3 separate regions of the Homo sapiens genome follow, and regions 1 and 2 are each linked to region 3. Evidence: read pairs that join two places in POLR2A ChIA-PET (ENCODE). Cell type or tissue: OCI-LY7. All regions are shown on one strand. Links, peaks and the distances in the headings refer to the core of each region. The heading gives the core; the rest is flanking DNA.

Region 1 (5,827 bases), core at 349-5,348, 300 kb after region 3:
GATCAATCAGATGATTCTATTTTAGGTTCATCATTTTAAGTACATGCTGAGTTTTTAAATATTGGGCTTTTAAAATTTTCACTTAATAAATCAATGTAGATTCATAAATGTCAGGGATAATCACTACGAGAATATAGAAAAATTAAGTATATGTGCACAAATTGTAAGTCCAATTTCTTCACTTCTTAAGCAATATAGACTCACAGATCTATATTTCATTTTTTAAAGAAAATTCAATACATAATACATTTTGAATTTGAGAAATTGGGTATAATCACAATACTCTAGCAGTTTGCAAGTAGACAGGAAAAATAAAGAATCAGAACAAAGGGAAGTAGTATTTTTCCCTCCGAATAAAGAATAAACAATAAATGAAGTGTTGGAGACTGCATATGAAAGGCAATGAGTCAGGAAAGAAGGTAATTCTTAGAAGTAATGTACAGAATAATCGACCAAGGAATCAAGCAAACCCTGCTAAATCTAACTCTTAATAAAGAGCTGGTCAAGAAATCATGAAGCAAGTTAAGTGCCTTTAGCTTGTGTGCCACAGCTGTCACTTGAGGACTGGGTAGAAATTCTGAGTAGGTGCAGAGACAAAAAACATAAATTGTAAGGATTCTATGCCAGAATGAAGCAGTGTTTGATCATCTCCACAACCTCAAGGATGACATTTTGTTCTTCTACATGTCTACCTTCTATTCACTAAATAGTTGGTTAGAGGTGGGGCCAATTAGTCTTCTGGAAAATATGCCCCTGGCATAAAGGACCATTGGTTACTTTATGCGGGAGAAAAGTATTTAGAGAAATAATGTTTTACCTGAGGAGTCACTCAGCTTTTTAAGAATAGAAATTTTCCCTTACTGGACAGCCTAGATTTAAAAACTTTTAGTACAGTATTAAAAGGTTTAACAAAGACGATGTATCAATAAGGTTAAATAACCATGCACCAGAGGCTTTAAAATTGTATATATTACTTTAGTACATCAAAAATGATACTAATGTAATGCAATTATAATAATAACAGCAATAACAGTAGTAGTAACTGACTCTTGAAAGCACCATGTCAGGAATTATATTGTGTACCTCATATGAGGTGATTCACTTAATTCTTATGTCAATCAATGAGGTAGCTACTACTATTACCTCTATTTTTCAAATATAGAAAACAAAGCAGCTGAACTGATTTTGGAGCCAGTGATCTTAACCTCTTTGAGTTTCATGATTAGATGTTTTGCCTAGTAAGCAGTGGAGTCTGATTCTAATCAGAATTTAACCCATCGATTGCTCTCCCAAATCCAGACTGTTTCCTCACTGCCAAGCTGCCCTTTATCCGAATGCAGGATCTGCTGGGTGTATTTGACTGAGGACAGCTCAAGTGCGTTTTCTAAATTTTTTTTTTGTCAGTCACTACCCACCTGACAGCTTTTTCTTGGTTACCCTTGAAGCTCTTTTGGGGCAAGCCTTCGGAATCTATCAGGAGATACATCCCTCAAAACGTCTGCCAATGAATTTTTTTTTTTTTTTTTACTAACAGTCTATTCTTTGTATTATAATAACATCAGCAATAACAATAGTGGTAACTGACTCTTGAAAGCACAATGTCAGGAATGATAAGGGTTTGCAGGATGCTCTGAGGTTAAACCTTCTCCTCTCAGGCGTTTCAAATTCACATTGTTCCTGATATTTCTGGATAGACTGAGGATGGATAAAGAAGACATATAAACTTTGCATCTTTTGGTTTCTTAAAGAAAGTGGTTAGACTCAAATAATCAAATCCCACCTCACCATAGCTATTTGGTTTTCAGCTAGTTTCCTTATTTGTAGAACACAGGTATTAATAATTTCTCTTTCTTCAGCTTGTTGTGAGAATTAATTTGTTAGATTCGTGGAGCATATAGTGTCCAGTGCATAGTATGAACTAAAACATTTAAACTGTTATGATTTTTCTCTAAAAAGCGTTTATTATTTGGATAAAAGACCCATTAGTAAAAACAGAAATGGCCAGTAATCCCCATAGACTCCAGTGTGATTGGGTTACTACTTGTGATTCTTTCAACTTATGCTCTAAGTCATCAAAATTATGTTGCTACTCTTCTAATCCTCACCCTCAGAGGGCTTTGATGTGCATAAATAAATAACTCATTGCATTCAGTCTGTGTAAACCTAAATATAAAGAGTGTTACAGGCCACGTGCTTTGTGTTGGGGAGTTTCCATTTAAGGGTGAATTCCTCTGAATTATGCTGGTCGGTGACATGGCAGAAACACTTTTTTTTTTTTTTTTTTTTTTTTTTTTTTTTTTTTTTTTAGCAGTGCTGAGTAATCAGATACTGCACCAAAATTAGCTTTCCAGATAGCCCTGTCTGCCTTAATTGTTAGGCGAACCTATTCTCGAAAGTATAGCTTGCAGGCTGTGCTTGGAGGATAGTCAGACACAATCTGTGTGTGCTTGATGATCATTTATTGTCTTAGGTGCTAAGAAATGTATTTGTCCACCTCTATCTACCCATTTAGTAAGAACTTCTGTTGTTTTCTTGAAGTTAGTCGACCTTGTTTTTAGAGTATTCTATTACCCCCTGGTGGTTGGTAGTATAAATACATAATAAAGGGTCTGTCCTTTCTACAGGCTAAAATTCAGGAATATTAAGGCTGCTTTTCCACAGAATTTATATGATTAAAGACTCCTTAATTTAACATATAGAGCACAGCTTTCTGCCAAGATTGCCAGATATTGTAATATAACTTCCCAAATATTGGGAGATCGCCATACAAGCCATGTGACACAATTTAATAATGGAAAGAGTATAGAGATGGACGGGGATAAAGAGAGTAAATACCTGAAAGCTAATTATAGTTAACAAAAAAACACCAGATTTTATTCTAACACACACTATGTTTTAAAGAAATTGCTGTTGTTTTAAGACCAAGCTAATTATAATGAGATAGAACCAGAAAATGATAATATGCTTTGATTTTAGAGTGAAATTCAGGAAATAGCTCCAGGGTCTGTTGTTAATGACATCTCCATCGATAAAGGATGTAAAATTGTCTAAGTCTATTAGGCATTTAATAGTAAGTTTGACCGAGTGTAATGACACCTACATTTTCTTATTAAAGTGCTTATGGTTATCTACAAGCAAATAGCAAATTGGAGATTTATATGCCATTTAAATTAGGTTACATCTAGGAAAATTCATTCTAGTCTTCAAGGCCACTCTTAAAAGAAACTGTGGAACAGTTTTGAAGCATTTTGTGTAGTATCAAGAGATGTTAATATAATAACAGATTCCTTTTTAGCATGAGTTATTTAAATGACAGCCGAACCATTGTAGTGCAAAATAGTCAAGCAGCAGCTTAGTTTTGCACTTTGGCCTTTACTTATAACATAAAAGAGCCTCATTATGACAAGTTCCGTTATCGTTGGAAATTCGTGTAATGCAAATCATTCTTACAACTAATCCAAGAAAGTTTAATTACCAGAAGCATTAATCTCAATAATAATAACAAGCATTTGTAACAACTGAAAATTTTAAAGGAGTTTCAAATCTAGTTGTTGCCCTTGTATTATTGGCCTCACTTCCTAATTGTTCTCCCTGACTCCAGTCTCAACTTCTAGTTCATCCTCTATATTGATGACCTAAAACACAAATTTTGTTATATAATTTGCATAATGATACATCTACAGTGGCTCCTCATTGCCTACAAGTTAAAGTCTAAATCATTAGCAAACCATATAGTCTAGAAAACTTTTGTTGTGGGGAACCATGTTTTTTATAACACATGCAAACATATAAAGAAACCAAAAATTTATTAAAGATATAGTGACAATATACGTAGAAGCAGGTGTTCCACTTCTTTGCATGACTTTTCCCTACTTATTTCTTCATTTAAGGAGTTCATAGCTTCCAATGACATAGACACTATAGGTCAGGGACTGCACATATCTGAGGAAATTTTAAAAGTGGACCACATATACTAAACATGTTTCAATCATAGCAGAGTGCTTTATACATATTAGGTACACTGAATCGTTTTCTAAATTTTACTTTATTTCACTGTGAAAAGTATTGTATTATTGAATATTGTCTAATGCAGAATTGCCATGTAGACCCAGGGAATAATGGTAATGTTCCAGTGTATACGTTATGTGAATCTACTGGGTAAATGGGAAGGGAAATGTTTTGCTAGATGAAAATAGATGCTTTGTAAGTTCCATTCAAATAGATTAAAAAGAAATAAAAAGGCAACAATCTGAGTTTATGAGCATATATTTCACAGTTGAGAATAAGCTCTGGCCCATTAGATTTTACACAAATAATATCAGGGACCACCTCCTGTTAAAATAATATTGTAAAGTTTTTAAGAAAGTGGTCATAATATACCTCTCTTTTTTTTTTGTTCTTTAATAATAGTTTTCTTTTTTTGATATTCTAGGCTATGTTCCTATGGTAGTACACTGAAGAATGGCAAAACATGTGATTTAAAAACAAAAATGTAAACTTTTAGCCATAGAAATGGATGATGTTTGACTTTGTCAAACAAATACCCTTTTAAATTTGCCACCCATACATATAGATATGGTTTAAAAATGTAATCATAACGAGCTATGTAAAACTCAATATTTTTGACAAAATAAAATGTAGTAGTAATGGTAGTTTTGGACTGGACCACAGCAAAATTTCAAGTTCAAAGAACACTTTGTAGAACAAAATGAATATTTAAAGTTTTCCAAAAAGAGTTTATATGATTTCTTACACTAAAAGTTAGAACACCTTTATTTAACAGAAAGCATACATTCTAAAACATACAAATAATTTGTTATAATCAGAACTAAAATTCCACTGATCTCTCTTATTTTATGTATAAATTATTTAGATTACAAAGGCCAAATATTTCCCTCACAAAATATGCTTATACCCTTGCTTAAGTTGAATATTAATTGACTTTGATAAATAAAATTTTATTTTCAAGGTTGTGCCTGTCATATTTTAATGAATTAAAAGAAATACATTTAAATGTGTGAACAGATTAATTCTGCATTTCTACAGGATGTGTTTTCAATGAAATAGTATTGAATTGCCCAGATGCATTTAGACAGTTTAATCAGTGGCTTATGTTCTAATATCTGAAAAACTAGGGATCAACTCTCCAAAACTTAGCTGTTATTTTTCCCAGAAAAAAAAGAAATTTTAGTAATAAAAGCAAAATTATATTAATCAAACTAATGCCACAAAATTTTTAGTTAAAAGTAGTATATTTCACAGCAAAAATAAAATTTAAAAAAAATTTTAATGAGTTGTATTTCTTGCTTTGTGTCAGTTGAAATTTATGTTAAAGAAATTATCTGTACACCAAAAGTGACACACAGTTGACCTCTGTAAAAAACCTGCACCTGTACCCCTGAAACTAAAATAAAAGTTAAAAAAAAAAATGTATTTCACAGATTTTTACTCTTACTAAAAGTTCTAGGATTTCTATATACTTTATAGCAGTGATCCCCAAACTTTTGGCCACCAGGGACTTGATTCATGGAAGGCAACTTTTCCACACATGGTGGGGATAGTTTCTGGATGAAACTATTCCACCTCAAATCATCAGGCATTAGATTCTCATAAGGAGCTCCAAACTCAGATCCCTCACACATGCACTGTTCACAATAGGGTTTGAGCTCCTATACAGACTTTAATGTCACTGCTGATGGCACAGGAGGTGGAGCTCAGGTGGTAATGCTTGCTTGCCTGCTGCTCACTTCCGGGTATGCCGCCTGGTTCCTGACAGGCCAAGGACTGGTTCAAGTCTGTGTCCTTAGGGTTGGGGACCTCTGGTTTA
Region 2 (5,827 bases), core at 283-5,282, 55 kb after region 3:
CACCACAACGCCCAGCTAACCCAGTGAAATTATAAATGAATACATATTATAGATACATCCTACAAAAGTACCTGCACTAACTTTATATTTACACCTTTTGTAAATAATGTAATTCAATATTATCATGCAGATAGTTGCTTGAAGAATGTGAATCTTTAGGCCCTGCAGTACTTGTTGTAACTTCACTTGAACCAAAACAAAAAGAGGCAATATTTAAATCTTTATAATGTACATTCTAGAAGATATAATTGATCCTCCATTGACTCAATGGAACAGATATAACAGTTATTTCTGTGTAGAAGCTGCCATGCCAAGGCTGGCCTGACGAGAGCAGTTCACCTTAAACTTTGAATCTCGCAGTCAGCAATACGATACTGCATTAACCCTCAGGAGACAAGTTTCACTCAGAGACACTTTTGATAATGCCTGTAATACTAATTCTACTTTTGCTTATATTATTTCTATTAAAATAGTAGAGAAGAATATAGAACAACATAGAAAGTTTATTGTATGCTAAGCACTGTACTTTAACTTCACAATTTCATTTCATCCTTAAATAAGCTTATAACTTTTAGGTATTGTGATCCCCAATTTGCAGATAAAGAATCTGAAGTTAGGTTAAATAATTTTGTCTAAAATCACATAGCTAGCAGGTGGCAACTAAGGTCTTTCTGGTTCCAAAGATAATCATTGTAGCTTTGTTTAACATTTTCCAAAGCCTTTTGCTTAAGATTAAATCTCTCCTTAGTCAAGAAAAGGTCAAATTCATAGAAGCAGAGAGTAAAATGGTGATTATCAGTGGAGAGTGGTGGTGGTAGGTGGAGGAGGTTAGCAGAGTTGGTCAAAGGATATAATATTTTGGTTAGAAGGTATAAATTCAAAAATATGTAGGACAACATAGTGACTACAGTTAATAACAATGTGTTTTATACTTGAAAATTGCTTAGAGAGTAGATTTTAAGTGTTCTCACAATAAAAAACAAATATGTGATACAATACATAATTTACTTAGCTTGATTTCATCATTCCATAGTATTCTATATATTTTACATCATCATTTACACTATATATACAATTTTAATTTGTCTATTTAAAAATATAAAAATGAAATATTAAATATTCTCTTCCCCTTCCATTTAATTTTTGTTTTAGTTATGAATTATCTGAAATTCATCACATGACTCCAGAAAATGTTGCTTAAGCTCATGTATATGTGGTGTTTCAGTCATCTATCCAATCAGTTAACTAAGTAGAAAACCAGGACAATAGCAATACTACTAATAATAACAAGAACAAACATTTACATGTTAACTCCACTTCTTTACTATATGATGAGCCAGAATTCTTTCCTGTCTCCAGCATGACTTCTGATCTCCCAAGCCTCAAGTTTAGAATGCGTCTGAAACCCACAAAGCATCACAGGAAAGATTAGCGTTTCAGTATTCAAAAAGAAAGGCTAAAATTCAGCTTTTTACATCCTTGAAGAAATAAATACCTTTCAGTGGTAACTTTTTGGTCTAAAGTTAAATCTAAGTGATTTGGGTGGTGGATCTGGGGTGTGACGGGCTGGTGTTTGTTGATTTGGAATATCTGGGTAACTACTCTGTTCGTGAGTTCACTACGCAAGCATGATCCGGCTCTGGTGTTTATCAATGCCATCTCTCTATGCATTTATTTTCACATTATCTTGATGACTGCTCTGAACTAGGAGCTGAGTTAACAGATCTTATTCCGCTGTAGGACCATGCTCTTCCTTGACTTTTACTATGTTAATCCCTAAAGTGTACCTAACTACTACAGTTTCAATGTTTTCCTGTGTTCAGGAAAAGCATTTGAAGATTTTGATTTGATTCTTAGAGGCTTTCTGGTTTGGAGTGGGGCATCAGCTGGATGCAAAAGTCCACTCAAATTAGCACACAGCTAGTATTTCCTTAGCACTGATTCAGTGGGGACTGACATCTGAAGATCATGAACTAAGATATTAAAATGCCAGTCAAGAGCTTAGCAATCACACCTTACATAAATGTGCTTCTACTTGAAATCTAGAATGATTCACAACAGTTCATTATGTTAATCCTGGAAATTCTTTCCTTTTCCTGGCTCATCATCATTCTTTTCAAAACTTGGAATGGACAATAGCATCACCATCAGACTTCTATATATAAATTTAAGAATATAGTAATATCTTGACTTTCTGTTCTCATTTAGCCAAACTAGCACAGGTAAAGTTAATCAGTAGCTTTTGTGTAAAAACTGAAAGAGAGCATTGATAATCAGAATCTTCTCAATTTTTTTTTATTTGATGCCTGGGTTAATTGCTTTATTTTTCTTTTACTACCTGTCTTCTAGAATAAATTCAGACATGTGTTTCCTTCCTAAAGCTCTCCTTATACAGCTTGTACATTCTCTCTCTACAGCGTGATCCTTTGGGATCTGCTGGAATTCATTGTGAGTAGCCCAGGGAACCAATTTCCCCAATAACTGTTTCCTTTACTGCAACTTTGAACGGAAAGTAAATCAACAACTTTATTTTTTAAGTGACCACCCTGTGTCTATGTATTTAAAAACATAGGGTAAAACAGGGTGTGTCTATGTATTTAAGTGACCATCCAAATACATAGACACACCCTGTTTTTCGGGTAACTGGACGTGCTCAGACATTTCTCTGTGTCTGTTTAGGAAGTATGTTGGATTATTCAATAAATATGTTATTAATTAGAAATTACCAAAGTGCTCATTTTTTATTAATTGATTTTTAAAGAAATTTAAAGTATGTTATTGAGGCAATTGATTTACATTTAATACTTAGGCATCTTGAAGATCAAATAGCTATTAGTTTTTTTCTTACAAGAAAGGGAAATGAGGCTGTAATGGGTTCTGTCTACATGAGCACACTTTTGAAAATTGTTTTTGTATTAAAATGATGAAGATGTAAGGATATATTTGATATTTATCTATTTTGTGTGATATATTTTCTTCTAAATCTCTTTAACATGTGTTACTGAATACATAGAAAATATAGATTGAAGGCACAGCTTTCTGGGGTAGAAAGCTTGAGTTTCAAGCTTGGATCTACCACTTAAAGGCTGTCATATTGGACAAGGTCTTCAATTCTTAAAGTCTCAGTCTTCTCATCACTTTCCTTTTGAGTTATGAGAATTAAACGAAATAAGCCATGTAAATGCTTATTAATGGATAAATGTCATTATCCCTATTTGTTCTTTTCTATACACATCTAAGCATTTACCATCATTTTACGTGATTTTGATTCTACTTTTGAAATGCATTTCTGGCCCTCAGGAAGCATATGGTCTAGTGGCCATGTTTCTTTATTTACAACCCCCAAGCTAAGATATAGCATTAAGGGGACATGTGTTGATATAAATGAACATAACAGAAGCAGTACTGGGGAATCTGTGGCTTTACAGCTAGTGCCTCTGAAAATTACAATGTAAAATCTATGGGTTAATTCATGAGGTCAGTATAAAGATCAGACAGAAAATAGAAAACTCTGAAGCGTGTTACAGCTGTTTAGAGGCCCTTTTAAAGATTTCCCCCTTTCCAGTGCTCTCAATTTGGCATCTCAGCTCATCTGACTTATTCACAAGTCTTTTCTTATGAGAAAAGTCTTCAATGCTGCTTGTGAATCACATGGACTGCCACTGCCTTTGTGTGATTTTCGTTTTCTGGCACTTCTTGCTGGGGGCTGTTCTAGCAGGATGTAGCTTCATCACGTGGATCTGCCTTTTTTAAAAAGTGTGATGTACATCACCTACAGGCAGGTATCTCAGCTGGATCAGTGGAAAGGCAAAGCACTTTCATTTCCCAGCCTGAGGGCTCAGCTCCACCGACAGCCCTACCAGCTCCTCTTTTAATGCTCCGAAATAACTTCACAGGCACCAGATAGTTCTGGTAAGTCTGGGATAATTAGGTTTCCTGGTCAAGAGCAACAGCATGACAAGAAGACTTGGCCCTGCCTGGAAAGCTACCACAGAAACAGAAGGAATGGAATAATGGGTTGAGAGTACTTAGCTAACTAGTAAGGTTTGTTTTGTTTTCCTGTAAAGTGGCAAGAATATGACAAACCTAGGGGGCATTGGTGAAAAAGTGGGGTGACTGTGCATATTAGGTCCAGAGAACAGGGACGTTATTTTCAAAAGTTAGTGCAAATTAAACTGGGTAGATATTTCATAATCAGTCATTTAAGTCATTTCTCGGAAAAATATAGCATCAATTGTATAAAATTTCCTGAAGTATCAAAATATTTGACATGCTTGAAATCCTGCAGATGGTACTCATGAGTAAAAATACATTGTATTTATTTTCAAAATACCATAGAACACATCAGTAATTTCTTATGGATGATAGTATGTGTCCCATTGAAGTGAAAATAACAAAGTAATCACTTTTGGGGTATAGAGCCAAATGTGATTTGGTTGTTTATTTTTAATCATGTACAGGGACAAAGAAAAACAGGGCTTAATTTTAACCACTCTGAAAGGACATTTAGAACTACATTTAGTTATTCGTTCTACTTAAGAGTATTTAAGTTAAAGAAAAATTTTACTTGGCAATTTAATATTTTAAAACTAAAACTATTCAGAAGAAAAACCTAATTACTTGAATGTCTGGATGCTTTATTTTTTTCTGGCATACTCAAAAAAATATATATTTTATGGCATGATATTCTCCCTGCTAGTTTTACACATCACAGTACAGTCACTCCAGTTCTGTTCAAGATAAAACCTTTATCATAATCCCCTACTCTCTTTAATTCTCCTGTGGGCTTAAACATAACTTCCTTCAAAGTTGATTTTGGCAGTTTTTAGTCAATCAAAAGGAAATCCTCCTTCCTCCAGCTCTCAATGTTTCATTTATGCTGTCCAAGCAGTGTCAGCACTAATACCTTTCAGTTTCATTTTTCTTTCATTTGGTTTAGTTGGTGTTTGGCAGAATAACAAGCTGGGTAGCTTTCTTAAAAATAAGTTTCCATGCTCTGTCTTCACAATACAAAACCAGAACTCCTTGACATAGTCCACCTAGCTGCAAACTCGTCTGGTAACTCTTTATGTACACCATGTTTTGATACCCATGATTGCTATATGTTGAAAGAATTTCACTCTCATGAGCTAAGTTACCTGAAAAGAATTTATTTTATAATAACTTGATTTACATATTTAGAAACAATTATTTATAGTAGTTTTAAGGGCTTAATTTCTCTAAAGATAAAGTCTCGAGAGTGTAGCTATGTATCTTCATATGAAAGTTGCTTACTTGTCACAAGTCTGATTTCTTACCTAGACTTTGGATAAATTTTGTGAAAACTGAGCATAGCATTGGAGATGACAAGTAATTTTGATTGGGAATGCTGTAGGGTACTGAGTTTGTGAAATATCCCTTGCTGCAGTGCTTTATGCACAGGTGTAAAGATCTACAATCTAGGGGTGATTTGGGTAAGAACAATACAATGTTAAATGGAGAAATAAAATATCTTGCTTGGGGAGGGAGGAAGCATATTACCTATTTAACGTTTAGATAACTGATAAATAGCTAATATTAAAAATAGAAAGTTACTTTCCATGCCTAGCTACATAATTTGTATAACACTAGGAATTACTCTTTCTCAAGACAAAAGTAGATTAATATCCTGCCCGCCTTAGTTCCTCCCAGTTGTTGGTAATGAAGAGCATCAAACTGTTGCTTTTTCTTTGAGTTACTCTGCTCCTTCTCTGCTCCAGGTGTATGTCATTAACTTCCTCTGGACATGGAGCTGGGAATAGCTCCATAACTGACAACCAGTTAGCTATTTAATTGCAGCCTTCTGCTA
Region 3 (5,827 bases), core at 442-5,441:
ATATGATAGGTGAGTTAAAACATCATAAATGAATTCTCTTTGGAATTATTTAAGTGTAGTATGACTTAAATAAATGTGTCATAGGAATGTCTGTCTTCAACTAACTTCTTTATTAAGCATTTATTTTGGATGACCAATGTAACTATCATCATGTAACAGAAAATAAACGAAAAGCTTCAACCAGTTGCCTACTGATTACGTAGGCACCAATACAGGTTAACCAGTAAAAGATAAGATAAAAGCAATGATTATCTGTATAGTGTAGTCTATATAAAATAAAGACAACGATAACAATTGAGTATAGAGTGAAGTTGGAATTACTGGAGGGACCTAGAGCTGTATCACATACGTACAAAAAAGCACACTTCTCACATCCAAGATGAAAAATTTTGAATTAACTCTTTTTTTCTTTCCTTAATATTTTATAACAAATATGTCATGAAACTGGTTGTACTTTAAAAGATTCTCCTCTTTTCTTTTCCTTACTAGAGCCTGACACTCTCTTCTTCCCCCATGACTAGATTACTTGAATAACTTGTATGCCTGCACAAAACTCCAGGAGTTTGCCTCGCAGGCATCCTGTATTTTTTCTATTCTGTGTCCTCCTAAAGCTTTACAACATGCTTCTCAGCTGTACTTCAAGTTACAAAGACTTCTATTGCCTAGAGCATCTGGCTTAAAATTTTATCTCTGACAACTAAAACCACCGTATTCTGGTCCCACCTTATCTTAATAGTCTGTTAATTCTCCACACACATGCTTCTCCAGTCAAGGCAGGTTCCTCATGAGTTTGCACTTATACCTTAGGCCCCTATGTTCTGTTTAGTTCTCTCTTTTGTCCTTGTTTGTATACTTTTTCCTGACTATAGTAATGTCTATATTCTTTGTCTGTTTATCTACTCGTCCAGTTTTGGTTTAATTTTCCTCTTAGTGTCTTGAATTCTTCTGTATTAGTAGTGCAAATATAGTTACGCAGTAGGAAATTTAATTACATGATATCTTGGGTTTTGTGCTGAGTTTTATAGCATGTCATTTGTAAAAATTTCTGAGAATAGGGACCAGTATATTATTTTTATGAACACATGTGTATAGTTATTTTATAAAATTTCCTTTATTGAACAACTTTTTAAGATAAGTATCTGACTGGCTTGATAACTAGTATATAGGTATGTAGAGCCAAGTTTTTGTATGTAGCCATAAACCTTGTTGTCGTATATGAGGATGACATATGTGACAATATAGTTGTTTGCAGACTTAGATTTAGAATGTATTTTATATGCTCTTTAGTGTTCATTTACTAGTCAATAACAACAATTGAGCTAATTATTTAAAACTCTACCTGAAATATAATTCTGATTAAAAAAAGAACCCTGACTTTCAATAATCAAACTGAATTTAGGGTGACTATATGTTTGCAAAGTAAATGAGGAGCTACAGAAGATATGTAGATACAAACATACATACGTATGTGTAATGGTCTAGAAAGAACTTTGAAAAAAAATGTCGTGTTCAAGTACGAACTAAATTGGCTAAGTTCAGGCATGGGAAGGTGAGTTACTTAGATGGTATGCTCTCATTAGAAAGGAAAACTACTGAGTAGATCACAATGAATATTAAACAGAACACTGATAATATATGCCTCACTGATTTGCATATTTAGGAAGATGATTTAAGCACACAAAAAAATCCATGTTTATGCATGTTGTTCTTTAATGAACTGAATAACAATATGGGACAGATTAAAGGCACTTTCAGTATGAGAAATTAAATCCCCACTTCGTTATTTCACCAAGGCATATCATTGCCCACCTACGATTTCTCTGAGTTTGATCTTGGTTGAACAAAACTTCGGTGAATGTCTTTTATGTCATCTATTTTCCAAATAAATTTGCATGTGTCATTACATTTTCTCAAATTAAAAAGATGTTTAAGCTTTATTCTCTGTCTTTTTAACCTTATATTTTGCCTTATGTTTATCTAATGGTTCACCTTTTTTGGAGCATTTTTTTAAATGCATTATTGCATTTAATCCTTTTGAGACAGGATATTTTTCTGCTTATTTTGTAGGTGTGGAAGGAAGCTAAGGCTAAAAAAATTACTGTGGCCATTTTTAGTGATACAGTTGAGAGCATAACCTTTGGTTTGTGATCTTACCCTTTGAGATAATTACAGTCTAATTGAGGATTCAGAATAACAAAAAGTGAATACACTTTAAAATATTAAAATAACAGTACAAAGATTTCAATTTGAAAACAACTGTAGAAGAGGTAGTCCTTTTCCCCAATCTTCTAATCACAAGCGTTTTTTTGTTCCCTTTCCTGAAATAATTGTCATATTTTGGTAGTCAGTGTAAGATAATTTTACAGAAGTGACCTATCTTAGCGAACATCTGACTTCCTGATTCTCATTTCTTGTAGTTCATCAAACGTTTGGCTGAAAACATATTTGAGATTTAGAAAAGAAAAACATTTCCAGCTTTAGACCCAGACACACTGTACCACCCATCTTTGTCTGACACAGAGAGATTCTTTGTGAGAAGAGAGAGAAGTGAGATGATGAAAAGGAACAAGCTGTGCTTTGGGAAACTGTCTTTTCACTATCATCAGTGCACCTGGAGGACTGAACTTTGCCAGGGGTAACTGGTTTGCTGATGATCCCAAAAGTGAAGCAGGGGCTTTGACCCAAGATAGAGGTTAATGTTACTATTACTGTCTGTAGGTTGTGAGTCAATGACCCTATTAGTTGATTGACACATTTTGAAAACCGAGTTTATTGTTATGGTCAAATGTAACTTAGAAGACAGTTGTTCTGAAACACATTGAATAAGATGCATAGTCATGATGGTGCTTCATGTTAATTAGATAAAGCTAGAGAGTTAAGATGATCCAGTGAAAAACTTCAAGTACTTTAGAATTTCCTGGCATCCCTGATCCTAGGGTAAGACAGAAAGAAGAAAGAGGGAATGGTTTTAAACTGTGGACGTCCACAGAGATCAATCATATTGATTTGTTTAATTATATCTTATTTTTCTTGTATTATTTAATGCTATTCTTTCAGTAAATATTAACAGAGCTGCTTCTCAGTCTCAGGCACTGTGTACTATGCTGGAAATGTAAAGTAAGTGATACAGAACTAATCTGTTTCATGAGAAATACCCATTATTTATTGGGTACCTGATCTGTGTGTAATGGAATTCTAAGTGCTTTATCAATATTTTCTCACCAACTTGTGAAACTGTTTCTATGATTATCTCAGTTTTACTAATGTGGCAACAGGCACAGAGATCTTTATAAAGACAATGACAATTTTTGTTAGAGTGCTAATGGTCTTTAAGCATCTAAAGTAATAGCTTAAAATACTACTCGAGTTCTTCATCACATACAATATTAGAAAATAAAAAATTAAAACTATTAGGGAAGAAAATATAAAGTGAAGCAAATGCATTCATTCATATGCATGCAATCTTTCTGCTATGCAAGATATATAATCATTGGAAGAAAATTATTTGATTCAACAAATTAGCTGTTTCTTTCACATTTGATTACTTATTTCATGCTACAGGTGGTTAAGAATATATGTCTTTAGCTCAAATACACATATACATATGTAAAATCCTTGATTTTTACTGGAATTTTCGATGTTTTTCACTCAGGTAAAACTCCCTTAATTAAAATATAGGATATTTTGGCAGAATTAGAGTGAGCTACAGTTTTATTTTCACTGTTAGCCAACGTCACACTTTTGATATTACACAAACAAAAAAATGTAGAAAATGTTGCTGTGTGTTGAAAATTTGCTATCACCTAAATGTCCAAACGCAATTCATACTACAGTGTGCTTGGAAAAAGTTTGTGAATGAAAGATGAGCTCTAGCTCACCTTTACATCTCCAAGTTCACCTGAGTTTTATCTATGTATCTAAGGTATCTATCATCCTACCTACTGATCTGTATCTGAACTCATCATCACCCCATGATTTTGAATGTGTTATCAATAATACCTTCACAAGCCAGCAACTAAATAAACAGATACATGGTGCTAGTCAGGTGAGCAAAGTTGAAGTGTGCATTTCTAAATGTGCTAGTTTCTTTTTTATTTAAATATAAAATTGAGGTTTTAAATACTGTGGTTATCTTGAGACCAAATTTCTACACTGTTATGTAATCAACATACATGACTTCAGATGTATGACTCTTGCATTTTAGTGATTGGTATATGATTATTTATTCAAAAGTAGAGCACCGGCAGAAAAAGAAACTAAAGAATCATACTCAGGAAATGAAAACAATACATTAATGGTATGGGAAACTAAAATTCTTCATTTCTTTGGTTTACACGATGTTGCAAAAATTATTTAAGTATTCACAAAGATACATAAATTAGAACACAGTGAGATAACTGTAAATTAAAAATAGATAAGAAAGAAATAGAGAGCACAGACATTCATGCATGGGCGCTGATGCACGTACACACAAGCTTAGAATTATAAAATAGAATCAACAATAAGGCTGATGGAAAACACATATCAATTATATGAAAACAGTAAACCTTTGGAGAAGGGAAAAAGTTGGTAAGAGTAGAAGCAGCCAATAGGTATTTACCAGACCTATTAGCTAAATTTTAGGAAGTCTGATTTCAAAGAGTTCATATGATACTAACTGTGAAATAGAAGATGTAATATGAAAATTACAGATCATACAATCCTAACGACTATCTAAATAAAAATATTTGCTGTTTTCATGATGGTGAGCGAGTTCTCGCAAGATCTAGTCTTTTGAGAGTGTGTAGCACTTCCCCCTGCTCTTGCTCTCTGGCTCTGACATGTAAAGATGTGCTTGCTTGCCATTTGCCTTCTGCCATGATTGTAAGTTTCCTGGGGCCTCCCCAGCCATGCCTCCCATACAGCCTCCAGAACTGTGAGTCAGTTAAACCTCTTTTCTTTGTAAACTACCCAATCTCAAGTAGTTATTTATAGTAATATGAGAACTAACTAATATAATCAACTCACCACTAGCTTCGGAGAAAGAAAGAAGTCAGATTTCTCTGGTCTTTTTTATTAAGAATTTATTTATTTTAATAATTTATTAAAATATTCTGACATATTTTAAACTTTGGTTATATATTTCCCCAGCAACTGTTAATTCTTAGATATTTAATATATTTTATTTATCAGAAATTACTGTGTTAATGTAGCATCATCCTTTTGTAAAAGCATAATGAAAGAGGATTATCTTTGCAATGCATTTTTTAAGATTTGATCTCATCCATAGTTATGACAACTTATCCCACATGTTGCCTCTAGGTTTTAAGCACTATTTCAGGAGGTTGAACATCGAAGGTCTAATAGTTTTAAAGAAAACATTAATGAACTCTGAAAATTGTTTTATAATTATAATGACATATTAGAACTTTAAAAATATTGTATGCTAAGCTTCTCTAAAACAGTGGCTGCTAAAGGCTAGTCCGAGACATATAATTGGGATGGTTATATCAGAAAATCCACTCTTGCTTCCAGTCTCGCCGTGTTATACACAGGCACCTGCTTTGCTCTCCACTATGACTGTAAGCTTTCTGAAGACTTTCCAGAAGCTAGGTGGATGCTGGTGCCATTGTTGTACAGCCTGCAGAACTGTCAGACAAATAAACCTCTTTTCTTTATAAAGTAACTCAGCCTCAGATATTTCCTTGTAACAATGCAAAATGGACTAATACATAAAATTGGCACCAAGGAGTGGGGCATTGCTATAAAGATACCTGAAAATTGGGAGGTCAATGTGGGCGGATCATGAGGTCAAGAGATAGAGACCATCCTAGCCAACATGGTGAAA

What was found. Peaks named below come from ENCODE experiments on the same cell type or tissue, not always from the same donor. Only the 100,000 strongest peaks of a DNase experiment are listed, where the experiment ranks them.
Region 1: POLR2A ChIA-PET joins it to region 3 with 25 read pairs; 2 of 35 experiments call an interaction of 5 or more read pairs at or near these places.
Region 2: POLR2A ChIA-PET joins it to region 3 with 10 read pairs; 2 of 35 experiments call an interaction of 5 or more read pairs at or near these places.

Annotation. Positions count from the first base shown.
Region 1 is chr9:9,603,445-9,609,271 of GRCh38, reverse strand. All of the region lies in intron 7 of PTPRD (protein tyrosine phosphatase receptor type D), which reads left to right. Among named protein-coding and RNA genes, the nearest start is that of PTPRD-AS1, 750 kb to the right of the region's middle. In OCI-LY7, for the core only: CTCF peaks have their summits at 2,366 and 2,575 (motif pointing left); a DNase peak (open chromatin) is centred at 2,541.
Region 2 is chr9:9,845,823-9,851,649 of GRCh38, reverse strand. The region is part of intron 5 of PTPRD (protein tyrosine phosphatase receptor type D); the gene reads left to right. Among named protein-coding and RNA genes, the nearest start is that of PTPRD, 760 kb to the left of the region's middle. In OCI-LY7, for the core only: no CTCF peak of the experiment used is centred there; no DNase peak of the experiment used is centred there.
Region 3 is chr9:9,900,830-9,906,656 of GRCh38, reverse strand. The region is part of intron 5 of PTPRD (protein tyrosine phosphatase receptor type D); the gene reads left to right. Among named protein-coding and RNA genes, the nearest start is that of PTPRD, 710 kb to the left of the region's middle. In OCI-LY7, for the core only: no CTCF peak of the experiment used is centred there; DNase peaks (open chromatin) are centred at 2,586 and 4,826; H3K4me3 peaks cover 2,269 bases; H3K27ac peaks cover 2,927 bases.